Linked DNA regions of Homo sapiens: region 2 is linked to region 1. A link is a loop called in an ENCODE intact Hi-C map of the cell type or tissue named here. Cell type or tissue: B cell. All regions are shown on one strand. Each heading gives the region's core, and the rest is flanking DNA. Links, peaks and the distances in the headings are about the cores only. Region 1 overlaps RPS6KA1 (ribosomal protein S6 kinase A1). Region 2 overlaps UBXN11 (UBX domain protein 11).

Region 1 (8,320 bases), core at 163-8,162:
GCAACCCTGGGCATAGAAATCACTTGTTCCAACCTTCCTATTTTGTAGGTGAGGCGACTGTGGCCCAGAAAGGGTCAGGAGCAGAATCCAGGTCAGGGCTCTGGTTACCTGTCACCCAGGCCAGGATGCCCCTGCAGTTTATTTACTCATGGAATTTGGGCTGGCTCTAAGGAGTGATGGGAGGGGCTCAGGCCAGCTGTCCTGCTCCTTTTGGTAGAGCTGCGCTTGCCAAGAGCCTGGAAGTGAGCATCTGGGCACGTGAGCTGGAAAGGGGGTGCTGGTGGCCGCTCAAGGCTAACCAGGCCCATTGCCTGGCATGTGGCACTCATGGCATTTCTTAGGGCTTCCACTTCCCAGTGTGAGGGTCATTCCCTCACCCCTGCTATCTCTGCTTCCCCTGGGCCCCTTCCTGTAGCCCCCTAGCCCCTGTTGCTGGTTTTGTGTTTTGCCAGAAGCACCAGGACTAGGTGACAGTGGTGTGACCTTGGGGAGGTTCCTTGTACACTCTGGGCCTTGGCTTTCTCATCTGTATATTGGAAAAGACCACATCCCCTTCACAGGGTGGCTGTGAGGTCACAGGAGATGCTGGCTATGGAGGGTCTTTGGAAGCTGCTTAGGCAGGGACAGAGCATGGTGTTAGAGCAAATCCGGGTTCCAGTCCTGGCTCCATCCCCACCATTTAACCAGAAGCTCTTCTCCCTTCTGAGTCTCAGTTTCCTGAGCTGTAAGTTGGGGAAACAGTGTCTGTCTCACAGGAGCAATGTGAAGGACGATGAGATAGTAACTGCCTGGCACATGGCAGCTTCGGTGCCAGCACCGAAAATGTCCTAGTATATTGCTCAGCTCAGCTTCCTGCCAGTGACCCCACCTTCCAGACCTAGGTTGGCTTGAACACCAGACCTGCCATAAGCTTGACCTTTGAGATGGATGCAGGATTAGTCCTGATGTTTACCTTGACTCAGCTTCCTAAGATGAGGTGACTGAGCTGGGTAGGATAGGGCAGGTGAGGGAAGTATTCTCGCACCACTTCTCTGTGGGTTGCTGTGGCAACCTTGGACCAGCAGAGGCCAGTAAATAGTGTGGACTGGGCCCCTTGGTTTAGCTCAGCCCATGTCTGCAGAATCTCCTCCCACAAAGTAGCTACCTCTTGTTGCCTAGTAACAAAATGAAGAACTGTAGGTTCCCAGTGAAGAAACACGGTGTTCAGATCTCAGGGCTGAGGTTCTGGGGGTTGCAGAGGAGCTTGCAGCATTTAGGGACCTGTGCTGAGTACAGCTTCTCACCTCAAGAACTGGAGGAGCTTACTGGGAGATGGCAGGAGCTTGCCGAGGCAGGTAACCTTTTGCTCCCAAGCCTATGACTCTTGCTCTAGAGCAGAAGATCCTGGGGTAGGAAGAGAGACAGGGCTGGAGATGGATGGGACATGGAGTCTCGAATGCCACTTAAGGAAGAGAAAGAGCTTAACCTATGCCTAGCATCATACCAGGTGCTTTGCATTTAGTTCTAACTACATCCTTGGAGGTAGATTGTTACTGTCCCCATTTTACAGATGAGAAAATTGAGGTTCAACATCACATAGCTGGTGGGCAATGAAGACAAGTCTTGTTTGGCTTCAAGGTCATTCCTCATAGTCCAGAGAACCCTGAGTGCTGAAGAGGAGGAGCACTGGCTTTCTGTGATTCCAAGTGGGACCAGTCCTGGGCACCTGCTCATCCATCTGTTGTCCCAGCCACCAGTGTCCCTAATGCCCACTTCTGGGCTTAATACACCAGGGGGCGCTCAACCTGTGGTCCGGACCTCATCACTTTGTGCAGTGGAATGAGCTGGCAATGGGCCACTTTATCCTAATCAGACATTCGGTGCACCCTGTTGTTCACAGGAGGGCCTAAAATGAAGTCAATATCCCCCACCTTCGAGAAGCTTCCAATCTTTGGGCAGAGGGTAGAGACAGGAAAGCCATGTGGTAGGCGCTATGATGGGGCAAGAGCACAGCTGTGGGCACATAGAACCTCTGCTCTGTGCTAGGCCCATGTTGGGCAGAGACGTATACCACCACCTTCCAGGTGCCCACATTTCTCTCCGTAGCATGACGAGATGAGCACGTCCCCGGGAACCCAGCTGATGGCATCTGAGTTCAGGGCTGAGTGTGGACCAGAGACATGGTCATTGCCGTGCATGGCCGAGGAAGAAGAGTTGGGGTGGGCTCTAGGGCACAGGCCATGTTCCCTGCGGAACTGGCATTTGGCTGGGACTCAAAAGGCAGGATTTGGGCAGCTGGAGAAAGAATTGGGCCTTCCAGGTGGCAAAGAGGCAGGGAAGAGAGTCAGGGATTCTGAGTTCAGAATCCTGCACCTATTTTTTATTTGCCTTGTAACCTTGGGCAAGTCATTTGCCTTGCTGAGGCTCGGGTTCTTTCCTGAAAAATGAAAGGAGAATAAAGCCTATTTCTCAGGGCTACCTGGAAAAGAGAATGTGGTACATATAAATTAAAGTATCTAACAGGGCTTGTGGCACAATGTTGCTGTTTAATGCTTGTTTATTTTATTCATTTCAGGCAGAAAGCGGGATTTGGGATTTGGGATTTGGCTTTTAGCAGCAATAGTGTGGATAGCCATCCAGGGTGAGAACTCTCTGGATCCCCTCAGCACCTAGGTGCACGTGGTACCCTAAGGCACACCGGGGCTCCATTTGCCCTCCCTCCCTTCTGGGAGTGGACTGGGCATCCCAGGCCCCCTCCCCCAGCTATCTCCGGAGCTGGACCCCTTTGAAGCGCCTGCAGGTCTATTTTGAGAGCTGAGCGTCTCCCCTCCCCTCCTCTCTTCCTGTTTATGAAACCCTGATCCCTCCCGGATCCCTCATGCTCCCCTGGCCAGAGCTTAGGCAGGATGTGACTGTGGACTTCAGGGAGCCTTGGGCAGCCTCAGGTGTTGGGAGGAACTTCCCTTGGCCTGGTCAGAGAAGGCCAGCCACCCTCCTAGTACCTGGGGCCCTGTGGCTGGGCTCTGTCCCTTCAGCCTGCCCAGGGGAGACCCCACAGCAGTAAGACTAAGTAAACCTGGGAGAAGTTCTGTTTCCAACATCCCCTTGTCTCTGTGGCCCATTTTGCTTCTAGAAACAATCTGAGAGTGGAGCATATTGTTCTAACCTTCATTTTACAGAGGAGGAAACCGAGGTTCAGACAGGGAAACAGATTTGCCCGGGAGCACCCAGCTAGTGAGTGGCCAGCTCTTCCTGACTTCCCACTCTACCCTCCTGGCCTTAAGCCCCTTGGTCACACAGGTCTTTCTCTACCTGGAGTGTCTTTTTTTCCTCCTTTCTGCCTGGCCAACATTTGTTCATCCTCAGGACCCAGCTGGGCTGCCCCTCTCTGGAAGGTCTTTCTTGACTTCATGCACTGGCAAATAGTCACCACCTCTGGGCACCCACAACACCTTGATTATGGCTGTCTCAGGATAGTTGTGGTTTTTTGGTTTTGTTTTTGTTTTGAGGCAGGGCCTCCCTCTGTTGCCCAGGCTGGAGTGCAGTGGTACAACCACAGCTCACTGTAGCCTTGACCTCCTAGGCTCAAGTGATCCTCCTACCTCAGCTACCGGAGTAGCTGGGACTACAGGCGCACGCCACTATGCCCAGCCAGGAGTTCAACACAAGCCTGGGCAACACAGGGAGACCCATCCTCTACAAAAAACAAAATTTTTTTTTGAGATGGAGTTTCACTTTTGTTGCCCAGGCTGGAGTGCAATGGCACGATCTTGGCTCACCACAACCTCCGCCTCCTAGGTTCAAGCGATTCTCCTGCCTCAGCCTCCGTAGTAGCTGGGATTGCAGGCATATGCCACTATGCCCGGCTAATTTCATATTTTTAGTAGAGACGGGGTTTCTCCATGTTGGTCAGGCTGGTCTCGAACTCCCGACCTCAGGTGATCCGCCCACCTCGGTCTCCCAAAGTGCTGGGATTACAGGCATGAGCCACCGCGCCCGGCCCTCTACAAAAAATTTTTTAAAAATTAGCCAGATGTGGTGGTACGCACTTGTCCTCCCAGCTTACTCCATAGGCTGAGGTGGGAGGATCGCTTGAGCCCAAGAGGCTGCAGTGAACCATGATTATGCCACTGCACTCCAGCCTGGGCAACAGAGTGAGACTCTGTCTCAAAAAAAAAAAAAAAATGCCGGACACAGTGCCTCACACCTGTAATCCCAGCACTTTGGGAGGCCGAGGCGGGCAGATCGCCTGAGCTCAGGAGTTTGAGACCACCCTGGGCAACATGATGAAACCCTGTCGCTACTAAAATACAAAAAATTAGCCAGGCATTGTGGAGTGTGCCTGTAGTCCCAGCTACTCGGGAGGCTGAGGTACGAGAATCACTTAAGCCCAGGAGACGGAGGTTGCAGTGAGCTGAGATCTCACCACTGCACTCCAGCCTGGGCAGCAGAGTGAGACTCCCTCTCAAAGAAAAAAAAGGCTGTGTGCGTGCAGCAACTGCTCAATCAGTAGGAGGCACACTTACCATCATCTCTCCATGCCAGTCCTGACCTAGTGTTGGAGGCCAGCTCCCCCTCAAGGCTGCCAGGGAGCTGTGGACCCCTCCTCACCTGCCTGGAGGCACGCTGGGAGATGTGTCTGAGGACATCTGTCCCACTGAGGGAGGGGGTAGCGCCTGGAAGGGCCCTGCAAATGCTGCCAGCTGGGGAAGGGGCTTTTGGTGTCCGTTAGGGCCAGGATTGGCAGGTGGGCTTGGCTACAGCTGGCAGGGTGGGAACCCTAGAGACCACGGATCAGGCCTGGGGGCTCTGGGCTTCTCTTCCAGCTGCCCTGTAGGAGGAAGTAAATAAAGAGGAAGTCCCTATGCGGGGGATGGGGCAGGGACCAAGGGATGTGGGCTGGTGGCTGTCCTCCCCCCGCCCGCCACCAGAGGCCTCAGGGCCCACACAGCCTTCAGCAAAGGCAGTTCTGAGACTGTTTCCTTCCTGTTGCCCCTTCTGGTACCCTGCTGGCCACAGAGGCTCGTGTGGACTAGGCCCCTTGGTTTATCTCAGCCCGTATCTGGAGAGTCTCCTCCCACAAAGTAGCTACCTCTCTACCTTCTTTGCATCTGAGGGACCAGGGGTTGGTAGGGAGGGTGAGCTTTGGGGCTTCCGAGAGCTGCCCCAGCCTCCAAACCCCTGTCTGAGGAAGCTGGAGAGCAATGAGAGGCTTGGCTGAGGGAGGCATCTTTCACAATCTCCCGGCAGCCATCCACCCGCAGAGACTCTGCAAGGACAGGGAAGGGGAAGTCCGTGTGTGCGTGGGGGCATGTGTTTCTGCATAGGGGTTGTCTGCGGACAGGGTTTCCGATCATCGGCCTGAGTGTGTGTGTGTGCATGTCAGTGCCTGTGCTGTGCTGGTATGAGTGATGAAATGAGGCCACGTAGAAAGGGGCTGGGCCTGGTCAACCCCTGCCCCATAGCTGCCTGCTCCTCCTCTCAGACCTCTGTGAGGTCCTTGGTCAGGCTTTCTGCCCGCCTTACCCATCCTGGGGCTTGGGACTGGCAGCCTTCTTCGGGGCAGCTGAGCAGGGCAGGACCGGAGGGGGGCCACTGGTGCCTGCTTTCTGGGCTGCCATTGTGGGTGGGCATAGCCATGGGAAGGATGCTATGGAGGGGTGGGACACAGTATCTAAGCTCTGGACTGGACAGTCGGACAGTGGCCTTTGCTGACTTTTGCCCCACATTCTCTCAGGTCCTCCCCTCACGTGGATGTTTGCGGGTGCTGATATGCCCACTGTGACACTGCGTTATCGCCTTGTGACTTTTGTCTCTGCTCTTGTCTCTCCTCCTTAGAGTCAGAGGACATAGGGAGAGGTGTGCCCCTGGGCCTTCCCTGGGGTCATGGGCTTGGGGTCTGCAGTGTCCCCTCCTCTATAGAGGAGCCTGACCCATCATCTGCCCCTCCTCCCTGCAGAGGGGGAAGTGAGAAGGAGGGGGGCCAGAGACCCTGCCTTCTGGGCCAGGAAGGCTAAAAAAAGCAGAAGTAGGAAGAGTAACGGGGCCCTCTGGTCACCGGCTTGAGCCCCACCATGCAGACCCCAGCAGATTTCCCCAGGGTTGAGAGAGACTTGGTTCCCTGTCCCAGAAAGGTGAGCAGAAGAGTCGCCTGCCTCCAGCGGTGTCTGTCACCATGACTGGGCAAGGAATGGGTTTGGGGGTGGCTCTGTCCCTTGGGATTTCTGGGTGGTTTCCTGTCTCTGTCCCCAGGGAGTGCTCTCAGTCAGAGGCAGACAGGTGAGGTGGAGGTTCAGATCTCAGGGTGGGGTGTGCAGGTATTGCCATGTGGGCTTGGCCCCCTCTTAGTCCCTCTTTGAGCCAGGCTTTCTGCCTGTCCCGCCAGGAGGTTACACTCAGGGGTCTGATTTGACTGCAGTTTTGTGGTGTTTTTGTGGGGCTGTTCCACCCACTCCTCCATCTGTCAGGAAGGGTTAGGTATCTTCCCCTGAAGATAAGATTGTGTCTCCGAGGGCCAGGACCTACAGTGGGAGGTCACAGACGGACCCTAGTACTGAAGGAGAAGGGGTTTTAGGCAGATGTGGGTGGGCAGGACGTGGCTCTGGCTGATTGACCTGCCCACACTTTCCTGGCATTTGATGCCTGCTGACCCCAGGCCAGGCAGTAAGCAGGGAGGCGCCTGGGTCCAAGCTACCTCTGCCACTGTTTGCTTTGAGCCTTGGTGAGTCACTGTCTTCTGGGCCTCAGTTTCCTATTCCTGGAATGAGGATAACAGTTTTTAGGATATGATCAGAGTCAAAGACATCAGATTGCACTCAGGAGATAGTCCTCTCAGCTACTGTCTGGGTCCCCCTCAGGTCTTGGCATAGGAGGAAAATCCTAGGGAAATGGGAGATCTCAGAGGTGGGTCTGCAAGAAATACGAGAGTCCTCTCCTGAGTGGTGGGAGTTTGCAGATTGTCTCCCCTCATCTCTTTCCCCACCCCAGGTACAGCAGCAAGAACCCACAGCTCTGCCCTTAACCCCTTCCTGGGGATCCCTGCCCTGCTGCCTGCCCGTGTGTCTGCCAGGTGTCAGACCTATCTGCCCTAGGTATTGTCAGTCTGCTTGGGGCTCGCTGACTCTCCCGCTGTCTCTCTTTGCTGCCTACCTCTGTCTGTGGTTGGGTTCCAATCTCTGTCTCCACTTGATAAGTGCCTGACTTCACCTTTTGGGTACATGTCACATGTTAGGTGCCTGTTGTTCATGTCCCCTTCTGTCTCTGCCTGTTGGGTTTATGTCTTCATCTGTCTCTGCCTGTTGGATACCTGTCCCCTTCTGTCTTTGCCTGTTGGGTTTGTGTCACCATCTGTCTCTGCCTTTTGGATACATGTCCCCTTCTGTCATTGCCTGTTGGTTTTTTTTTTGAAACGGAGTCTCACTTTGTCGCCCAGGCTGGAGTGCGGTGGTGCGATCTTGGCTCACTGCAGCCTCCCCCTCCCAGGTTCAAGCCATTCTCCTGCCTCAGCTTCCCAAGTATCTGGGATTACAGGTGCCCACCACCACGCCCAGCTAATTTTTTGTATTTTTAGTAGAGACGGGGTTTCACCGTGTTAGCCAGGATGGTCTCGATCTCCTAACCTCGTGATCCACCTGCCTCGGCCTCCCAAAGTGCTGGGATTACAGGCGTGAGCCACCACGCCCAGCCTGCCTGTTGGGTTTATGTCCCCTTCTGTCATTGCCTGTTGGGTTGGTATTCTCTTCTGTCTCTGCCTATTGGAGATGTGTTCCTCCTGCCTTTGCCTGTTGGGTACATGTCCCCATCTGTCTTTACCTATTGGGTATATGTCCCCATCTGTCTCTGGCTGTTGGGCTTGTGTCCCTATCTGCCTACACACATTGGGGATGAGTCTCTGTCCACCTCTGTCTGTTAGATATGAGTCCCCTCCTGCTTCCCCTTGTCAGGTACGTGTCTCCATCTGTTTTCTATTGGATATGAATTCCTCCTGCCTCTGCCTGTTGGGTGCGTGTCCTTATCCTCCATCCCTGCCTGTTGGGTATGTGTTCTCTCCTGCCCCTGCCTGTTGGATGCCATTCTTTCTTTTTCTTTTTCTTTTTTTTTGAGATGGAGTCTTGCTCTGCCACCCAGGCTGGAGTGCAGTGGCGCTATCTCGGCTCACTGCAAGCTCCGCCTTCCAGGTTCATGCCATTCTCCTGCCTCAGCTCCCGAATAGCTGGGACTACAGGAGCTGACCACCACGCCTGGCCAATTTTTTTTTTTTTTGTATTTTTAGTAGAGACAGGGTTTCATCATGTTAACCAGGATCGTCTCGATCTCCTGACCTCATGATCCGCCCGCCTCA
Region 2 (8,320 bases), core at 290-8,289, 250 kb before region 1:
GGCCCCGGATGTCAATCACCTCGCCTTGCCGGATCACAAACTTGGGGAGCCTGTTCAGAAATTTCTCAGCAGTCATCCTGGAGCCTACAGGCAGAGTTGGGAACCGGGGCCCAGGAAGGACTATGAGTGGTGGTGGAGCCCCCCTGGAGTTTGTTCTGCAGTCCCCCAGCCCCCTGGCTCAGCCTGGAGGCCAAACTCACCTGGGTGCTCCTCCACCCTGTCCAAGGCCTTGTGCATCAGCTGCCTGCCCACCACACGGCCCTCGCCTGGGAAGGGGTCCAGTCCATCCTCCAGGTAGACCTGATTGCGCAAGTCACTCACCTGGCAAGAAAGAAGGGCAACGACGGCAGCGGACCCAGCTCTTCAGCCCTTGGCCCCACTTTCATCCCTATTTGCCTAAACACAGGCCAAGGGTATGGTCTAATGCAACCCCCATTTTACATATGAGGAAACCCAGGCCTCAGGAGAGCCACGGTTCGTACTGCTGTCATCTCCCTCAGCCCTGCTGCTCCTGTAAGCACCCCATCCACGCCAGCTGAAGCTGCAGTACTGACACCCTCCTTGGAGACCCCCCTCTCAGGAGCCTACCGTGAAGGCAGAGTGTGAGGGGGTCAGGAGAGGACAAAGCCCCTGCTTTTTTCCAGTCTGCAGCACAAACCGCATCATCGTACATGTAACCTCACTTGCCTTATCAAGGCATAGCTCCGAGGTCCCCGCTGTGGCACGAATGCCTTAAACACCCCCGCGTCATGACTCATGCTGTTTCCTGAGCCCTGGTGACACATGCTCCCTCCCGGACACGCCCTCAGTGCGGCACTAACCCACCACCTTCTAGAACACGAAGCCTCATGGGCTCTGGTGGTGGCACCTACCCATGGGGCCAGCTCTACCTCATGTCTTTGAGTCCCAACATCTGTCCCCTCTGCTTTGCATTTGTGGCTCACAGCACTGCCTCCCACCCTACCCAGATAGCTTCAGGAGACTTGGGGGACAGCCGGGCCACTTCTGCAGGGACCCCAGGTTGTCAAGGTGTCCTGAAAGCTGGGGAGGACTAGAAGGCAGGGGCCCCGCAGCCGAGGCTGTCTCCAGGGTGCCAGCAGAGGGCGCTGCCTGCTGCTCTGTTTCGGGCCTCTCCGCTCCCTTCCCAGCCCGGCTTCAGACTTATCCTCCTGGAGGGCATCAGACTGGGGTCCCCCAGGGAGTGCAGCGGCTTCCCCTCAGAATGGGAGGTGTCTGGGGAGGCTGTGTATCCCCACTCCCTTCAAAATCCCCAAAGGTGTGGTTTGAGGAGCAGCTTATCACCTTAAAGGGGACCCCATTGGGGTACAGTCGCTGGAGCTCTGAGGGAAAGAAGCCATCCAATATGTCTCGGAGGCAGCGCTGCAAGGGAAGAGGAAAAGTGAGGGGGTGGCCTGGGCCTTGGGCCCACCCTGCCCTGCCACTGGTCTGGATGGCAGGCCCTAGATCCAGGGTCACCCAGTGCCGCACTCTGGAAACATTCAGAGTCCCAGGCCTTGGGAGAGGGGCCTCTGCAAGTCGTGTGTGGGCCTGGGTGCCCCGTGGAGGGCAGGCTGGGCCTGGGGTGAGCTGGCTTCATCATCCCCAACTAACAGTGGGCAGCAGGGGCACTAGAGCACCACCCCCCCCAACACCGCTCCTACCTGTGTGGAGGGATCGTAGAAGGGCTGGAAGGGCCCGTCGAACATCATGATGCCATTCCGGTAGAGCTTCAGCGGGATGGGCTCGAGGGTACGCAGCCGTGCCCCGCCGGGCACTGGTGTCACTTGGGTGTCACCCTCTACCACCAGCTCACTAAGATCCTGCAGGCTGGCCAGCAGCCTGTCAAAGTCCACCTCAGGGGGCGCCAATGAGTCCCCTGGCAAAGAGGACAGACACCTGTGAGCCGCCTTTTGGCTGTCATGTCCCTAGCAGCCCTAGCCTCTGTGGCTCCCTCCCAAGCTGGGCAGTGGTCTTAATGTCTCCTTAACTGACTGCCTGGGGAAAAGGACAACGCTAGATAATAACAGCAGCTGTCTTTTATTGAGCACTTATTTTGTGCTAGGGGTTTACTATCCATATTCCATTCCCACTTCTTATCAAGCCTATCTATAAAGGCTATAATCACCTCCATTTTTTCAGATGAGGAAACTGAGGGTTAGAGAAAGTTACATGGCTTGTGAGAAACACAGTAGTAAGCAGCAGAAGCAGGATCTGATCCCAGATCTGTGTCAGGCACTGGGTTGGCAGCTGAAAAGTACAGGGCAGAGCTCCCAGCTCTGGATCGAGGCCTTCTGGGTTCAAATCCCAGTTCCTCCCTTCTATCTGTGTGACCTTAGGTCATTTAATGCTTGTGCTGCAGCATTCTCTTCTAGAATGGATGACAGTAGTATCTGCCTCCTAGGATGGCTGTAAGGCTCCAAGAAGTAACCATGTTAAGAGCCAGCTTGGAACACGCACCCTGTCCATGTTTGCTACTGTGCCCAACTCCACCTTGCACACATGGTCCTTACGCCAACCCTGAGGCTTAAGGCAGGGGTAATTATTTTTATTTATTTGAGATGGAGTTTCACTCTTGTTGTCCAGGCTGGAGTGCAATGGTACAATCTTGGATCACCGCAACCTTGCCTCCTGGGTTCAAGCGATTCTCCTATCTCAGCCTCCTGAGTAGCTGGGATTACAGGCATGAGCCACCACACCCGGCTAATTTTTGTATTTTTAGTAGAGATGGGGTTTCATCATATTGGTCAGGCTGGTCTCGAACTCCTGACCTCAGGTGATCCGCCCGCCTTGGCATCCCAAAGTGCTGGGATTACAGGTGTGAGCCACCACGCCAGGCTGAGGCAGGGGTTATTTAGTTCCATTTTACACATGAGGAAACAGGCCCACAGAGATGAAAAATGACTCGTCCCAAGCCACTTGGTGAGAGGAGGAACTGGGAAGGGAGCCGGGGCTGACTCTCAAGTCTGTTTCCCCCACCCATCTGCACCATCAGGAGAGGGAGGTCAGAAGAGGGACAGATGGCTCTCAGGGAGGATGTAGGGACAGCTGCTGGCCAGAACAGATATGGGACAGACCTTAGGTTGTGCAACTATTTCTGGGTCACAGACCCCTTTGAGAAGCTGACAAAGCTCTGGCCTCCTCTTCTGAAACACGTGTGGCGCATACAGCTGTGTTCTGGCTTCAGGGGAGAATACGGAGCGGTGGGGACAGCCGTGACAGACAACAGAGCAGAAAGGTGGAGGGCAGGTAGATGCTGGCTGGGTACAGACCAGGGGCCTGTTCTGTCATCTTTGATGGGACCTGGCCCCCAAGTAAGTCATCTGTTTGGGTGTGCCCTACAACACACCAATAACTTTTGGGGCCTCAGAGAGGCTGTTTTTCAACAGGACAAGCAGGCTGCGGCAGGATGTGGGTCAGGGCTCTGGGGACCTAATTCCTTTCCTCTCAGTGGTGCAGTGGCTGTACCAGGGAGGTGCAGATGTGTTTCCTGTTGCTTTTGCAGCAGGTGAAATGGTAGGCCCCAGCTGGCCTTCTCCTCTCCCCTATATTTCCTACCATTGAAGGGGCTATACCTGCCCCCAGCCCCTCCGGGGGCTCCCCACATAGTCCCTGAGATTCCCAGGAAAAACTCGCCTAACAGAATGATACCAAGACACTTTTCTTTTAACAACTACCTTAAGGACAAATAGGCAAACCTAAAAACAATAGCAGAATAGATCATCTCATACAATGCCTGCCTCAACCCTTTTTTTTTTTTTTCCGAGAAAGGGTCTCCCTCTGTCACCCAAGCTGGAGTATAGCGGCACAGTCATGATACTGCAACCGTGACCTCCCGGGTTCAACTTATCCTCCCACCTCAGCCTCCCAAGTAGCTTGGACCACAGGCAGGCATCACCACACCCTGCTAATTAATTTAAAAAAAAATTGTAGAGATGGGGTCTCGCTGTGTTACCAGGGCTCTGTCTTCTTTATAGATGGGGAAAGTGAGGCCCAGAAAGGTCAGATGACATGGCCTGATCAGACCAGACAGAGCCAGGAAGAGCACCAAATACACCAACTCCTAATTCAATGCTCCTGCCGCCTCCCAGGGCCGGGGGTTTTTCAGGCTGATGAACATGGGTGGTTGACATGGGATGGGGTGAGACCAGGGAGGATGCCAAGAAACGACGAAGGGGAAGAGAGAAGCTTGCCAAGAAAATGGCCCTGGCTTAAAGAAGTAAAAGCAGGTGGCCCAGGCAGATGCTGGATATGATAGAGTGGAGATGAGACCAGGGGCCAGGAAGAAGGAACCACAGCTCTGGGCAAACCAGCACTGAGAGAATGAGGTGGGAAGAGCTACCACAGCAGGGCCTTGTGAAGCCAGTGAGCCCCCACCACCCCACCAGGGTTCAACTGAGGCCTGACCCGTGGATGGAGAGAGGTGCAGCTGGGGAGTCACACAGCAGGAGTAAGGTCAGAGGGCAAGTCCTAGGTCTGCCCTGAGCTAGCAGCAGAACTCAAATGGAAAGGCACTTCCTCTTTGAGCCACAGCCATCCTTTCTGTGCAATGGGGAGATGGTAAGAACCCTGTACTGCCTGCAAGATCCAGCTGGTGAACCTGTCTGTAAATGACAGCCCTGTGCCAAGCGCCAGGAGGCAGGCATCACCATTTCTGTTTTACAGATAAGGAAATTGGGCCTTATGAGCTGTCACGCCCCAGATCATGCAGCTTGCAGGGCCCAAGTGACTCAGCCTCAGTGCTCAGTGATCACATAGGCTGCCTCTCAATATTGGTTCTTGAGAGGCTGCTTACTGGGGTCCCTTTTCCAGGGAGAGTGGCAATGCTGGGAGATCACCTCTGAGGCCTCATCCAACTTTGAGAGCCCACGAGTGTATTAAAATGAGAAGGGAGCTCAAGTCCAAGCTCTTTGTCCCAACTCCCAAGACCCTTACTTAGCACCCAGCCAACCCTCAACATGCCCCTCGCCTTGCGCTCTGGTGGGCACTGGAGGGCACTTCCGAGCTCTGTAACCCTGGGCCTCTATGGGCCTCAGCTTCCTCTTCTGTACAATGAGGACGATAAAAGTTTCCACACTTCACAGGGCTGCTGTGAGGCTTGGAGGAAGCGTTTGGCAGATGGTGGCTGTTGTTGTCCCTAGCACCGCCTACTCATCGCTGGGCTCAAGCTGTGCCCACTCACCCCTACCTCCTCCAAGAAGCCTTGCTAGGAGCCACCCCCAACCTGCCTTGAGGCTGCATGCCTGGAGCCCTTGCACCTACTCCCTTGGCCCTCGTCACAGGCCGCTGCTTTCTGCTTGCTTGTTTGCCTTCCAGCCATGCTGGGCACCCCTTGAGCTCAGGAGCATTGAGCCCTGGGCCTGGCCCAGAGTGGCTGGGCCACTAAAAGCAGGGTTGGATCCTGCTTTCCAGAAATGTCTGAGCACCCGTGCTCTGCTAGGCCCTGCCCATCATGGCGATGCCCACGCCCAGGGTCCTGCCATCCTCAGGCTCAGACTCAAGTGAAGAAGACGGGGCGGCAAATGGCGACAATGGCATGTGTAAGTATCACTGTGGGGGCTGTGGAGCCCAGAAGAGGGCCAGACCCTACCATGCTCAGTGGAGAGGTGGCAGCCCCTCACTGCACAAGTGCCCAGGGCACCCCGGCAGCTCACGCGGTGCCGCCCTCCATGTGCCTGCCCTTGACCCTCAGGCAAAGACGGCTGCAACAGGAAGTGGAACCACTATTACCACACACCTGCAAGCCAGGCCCCGCTCTGGGGACTTTACTGCAGTCACTCTGCTCTTCAGAGGAGCCAGTGCAGGAAAGGAGGCCCTGCAGGTCTGGTCCCCGCCAGAACACTCAACCAGCCTGTGGACTGGCAGGATCTGAACTCAGGCCTGCCGGGTCCCACCTGCAGCTCTCTCTGGCCCCTGCCATTGAGCTACGCACCACCCTGTCCCCACCTCATCATGTGCAGATGACTGTTCCAATGTGCTCTGATCATCCAAGCCTGGGCACACGGGCATCACAGCCAATCACATGCAGCTACACACACCCTTGCCCATGTGCCAAGCACTGGGACATGCATGACAACAGCTAGGTGACAGTGGCTGTCACAGTTTATTACCACATCCATTCAGTGGCCCTAGGAGCCCGTCAGCACGACTGAGGAGGAAATGAACTCAGAGGGGGTCAGCGATCTGCTGATCTGGGGTCTGACCCGACCTGAACCCTGCCTCAGCCAGAGCTTTTAGCCCCTTCCCTCAAGCAGAGCCCTCCCCACAGAGCAGCACAGCCCACACAGGGCAGTCAGAGTTTGCTGGCGGAGGTTGGATTTGCCCTGAGCTTCAGAGGGGAGGGAAGCGGGCAAGGCGCTCTGTGGGGACAGAGCAGGAGCAAAGGCTGGAGGCAGAAGTGCAGGTGGGGAGGGGTCAAGCCAGGTGGCTCTGGGATTGAAGGGCAAGCCCAGGGGCAAGTCACGCAGGCTGCGGAGTCAGGGGGCCTCCAACCCAGACTCAGGAGTGTGGGGCTTGAGAGGAAGGAGGGAGGCGTGTGGGGTGCTGGCAGGGAGAGGTGGAGCCATGGAGGGAGGCAGGGACTGACTTGGGTAGGGGAAGTGGGGATTTCAGAGGGGGATGAGAGGGTGAGGATTCTCAGGGGAACAGGGAAGTAGTGAGGAGTGAGGAGCTCAGAGATGCAGAGGGTGGGGGGGAAGGGAGAACTTCAGAGCTGACCAGAGCTCTCAGCCCCGAGGCCCAACACCTGGCCCCAGTGGCGTGTGACCAGAGCAGGACTGTCCCTTTCATGTCTCCACAGACCCTGAAGCACCTGGCACAGCATGCTCTGTGACGCTGGCAGAGAGAGGGGGAGAGTGAGCGATCCAGCCTGAGGCCAAGCCCCTTCATGGCCCCACCGGCCCTCCTCCCTAGGAGTCCCAGGCTCCAGGAAGTTTGATCACCCCACTGGCTCGGCACAGACGGCCCTGGCTCACCCTCCACAGGCCTCCACCCCAGCGCCTGTGGGAGCCTCTCCAACAGAGGGAGAGCAGAGCAATCAGCCGAGTGTCAGGCAGGCCAGCGGGGGCCAGGCTGTGAGCCTGAGGCCCCTGGGCGGAGCAGGGTGGCACCTGGGGAGAGAGGAACGGGGACGCCGGAGAGATGTCCCAGGAACAGAAGCTGCTAGCGACGAAAAACGTCATTCATCTGGCAGAAAGAGCCGAATCAAGGCCCCCCGCCCATGCTGAAAAAATCAAAGAACAAAAGAAGGAAGAGAACGCACGGAGGGACCACAGATATGGCCAGGGCCTCCAAGATGGAGGGCAGGGTTTTTCACAAGTTACTTTGACTTGAGGCACTCAGAGCACAAACAACCAAACAGGGCAGAGTAGGAATCCACAGAGCCAGGTCCAGAAACCAGCCACCTGGCAAGGAGCAAGGAGGTCCCCCCTGGCCAGGAGGAAGGCTGCCCTGCAACAAGATGGCAGGCCTACCTGAAGCCTGAGCCCAGCCCGCCACAGCAGGGCCCAGGGTGCGGCACTTGTGGGCCTCTGGCCTAGATCCAGGATAGACATTCTCAGAGCACCTGCAGCCACCCAATAGGGCCTCACCTCTCACTCATGCCAGGGGTCCCTTGAGAACTCTCCCCACGACACCCACCCTGGGTTCAGTTAGAGCTTTGGAGTTGGCATGCCTGGGCCTACAGTGCCCTGGGCAGCAGGGACACGCTCCCCTTCCTAGCATCATAGGGACTGCACAGCCCCCAGCTTTGCTGTGTCCCAAGTGTACTCAGCATCTTTCCCGCAGCTGTGCTCCCTCGGGTTATCCCTGACTCCTCTGGTCCTCTCCCTCATGTAAAGACACCAAGGCCACGGATTCTACTTAAATCTCTCTGCCCATCCCTTCTCACCATCCCCACCCTCAAGCTGGGCATCATCTCATCTTCTGCCTCAGTGACCAACTGCCTTACAGTGGGCTGTCAGCCTTAAGTCTTGCCCCTCTTCCCTCAATAATGAGTCCACAGACTCCTTAAGTGCCTCCCTTTACCCATCTGTGAAATGGAGTAACTCCTGGCCCCTGTCAAGGCTATGAAGATGCTGGCAGGGCACAGTGGCTCACAACTGTAATCCCAGCACTTTGGGAGGCTGAGGCAGCAGGATCACTGGCATCCAGGAGTTCAAGACCAGCCTTGGCAACGTAGCGAGACCTCGTCTCTACAAAAAATAAAGAAAATCAGCTGGGTGTGGTGGCACGTGCCTGCAGTCCCAGCTACTCAGACAGCTGAGGTGGGAGGATCACTTCAGCCCAGGAGGTTGAGGCTGCAGTGAGCCATGACTGTGCCACT

Evidence for each region. Peaks named below come from ENCODE experiments on the same cell type or tissue, not always from the same donor. Only the 100,000 strongest peaks of a DNase experiment are listed, where the experiment ranks them.
Region 2: a loop joins it to region 1, with 23 times the contacts of the local background. A loop is called at or near these places in 2 of 110 quality-filtered maps.

The regions. Positions count from the first base shown.
Region 1 is chr1:26,537,109-26,545,428 of GRCh38, forward strand. The region is part of intron 2 of RPS6KA1 (ribosomal protein S6 kinase A1); the gene reads left to right. Among named protein-coding and RNA genes, the nearest start is that of RPS6KA1, 12 kb to the left of the region's middle. RefSeq lists enhancers at 1,882-2,061, 4,445-4,494, 4,505-4,554, 5,227-5,871 and a silencer at 4,935-4,984. In B cell, for the core only: CTCF peaks have their summits at 1,814 (motif pointing right), 4,946 (motif pointing right) and 5,150; DNase peaks (open chromatin) are centred at 1,113, 1,813, 4,893, 6,133 and 3 weaker places; H3K4me3 peaks cover 2,870 bases; H3K27ac peaks cover 7,477 bases.
Region 2 is chr1:26,284,162-26,292,481 of GRCh38, forward strand. It overlaps UBXN11 (UBX domain protein 11), which reads right to left. Exons shown (of 15, transcript NM_001389556.1): 9 at 1,662-1,876; 10 at 1,303-1,380; 11 at 201-321; 12 at 1-84. Among named protein-coding and RNA genes, the nearest start is that of SH3BGRL3, 8.2 kb to the left of the region's middle. RefSeq lists enhancers at 1-306, 432-521, 1,202-1,351, 5,286-5,565, 5,576-5,715 and 4 more. In B cell, for the core only: a CTCF peak has its summit at 1,119 (motif pointing right); DNase peaks (open chromatin) are centred at 800, 1,050, 5,160, 5,720 and 5 weaker places; H3K4me3 peaks cover 4,535 bases; H3K27ac peaks cover 8,000 bases.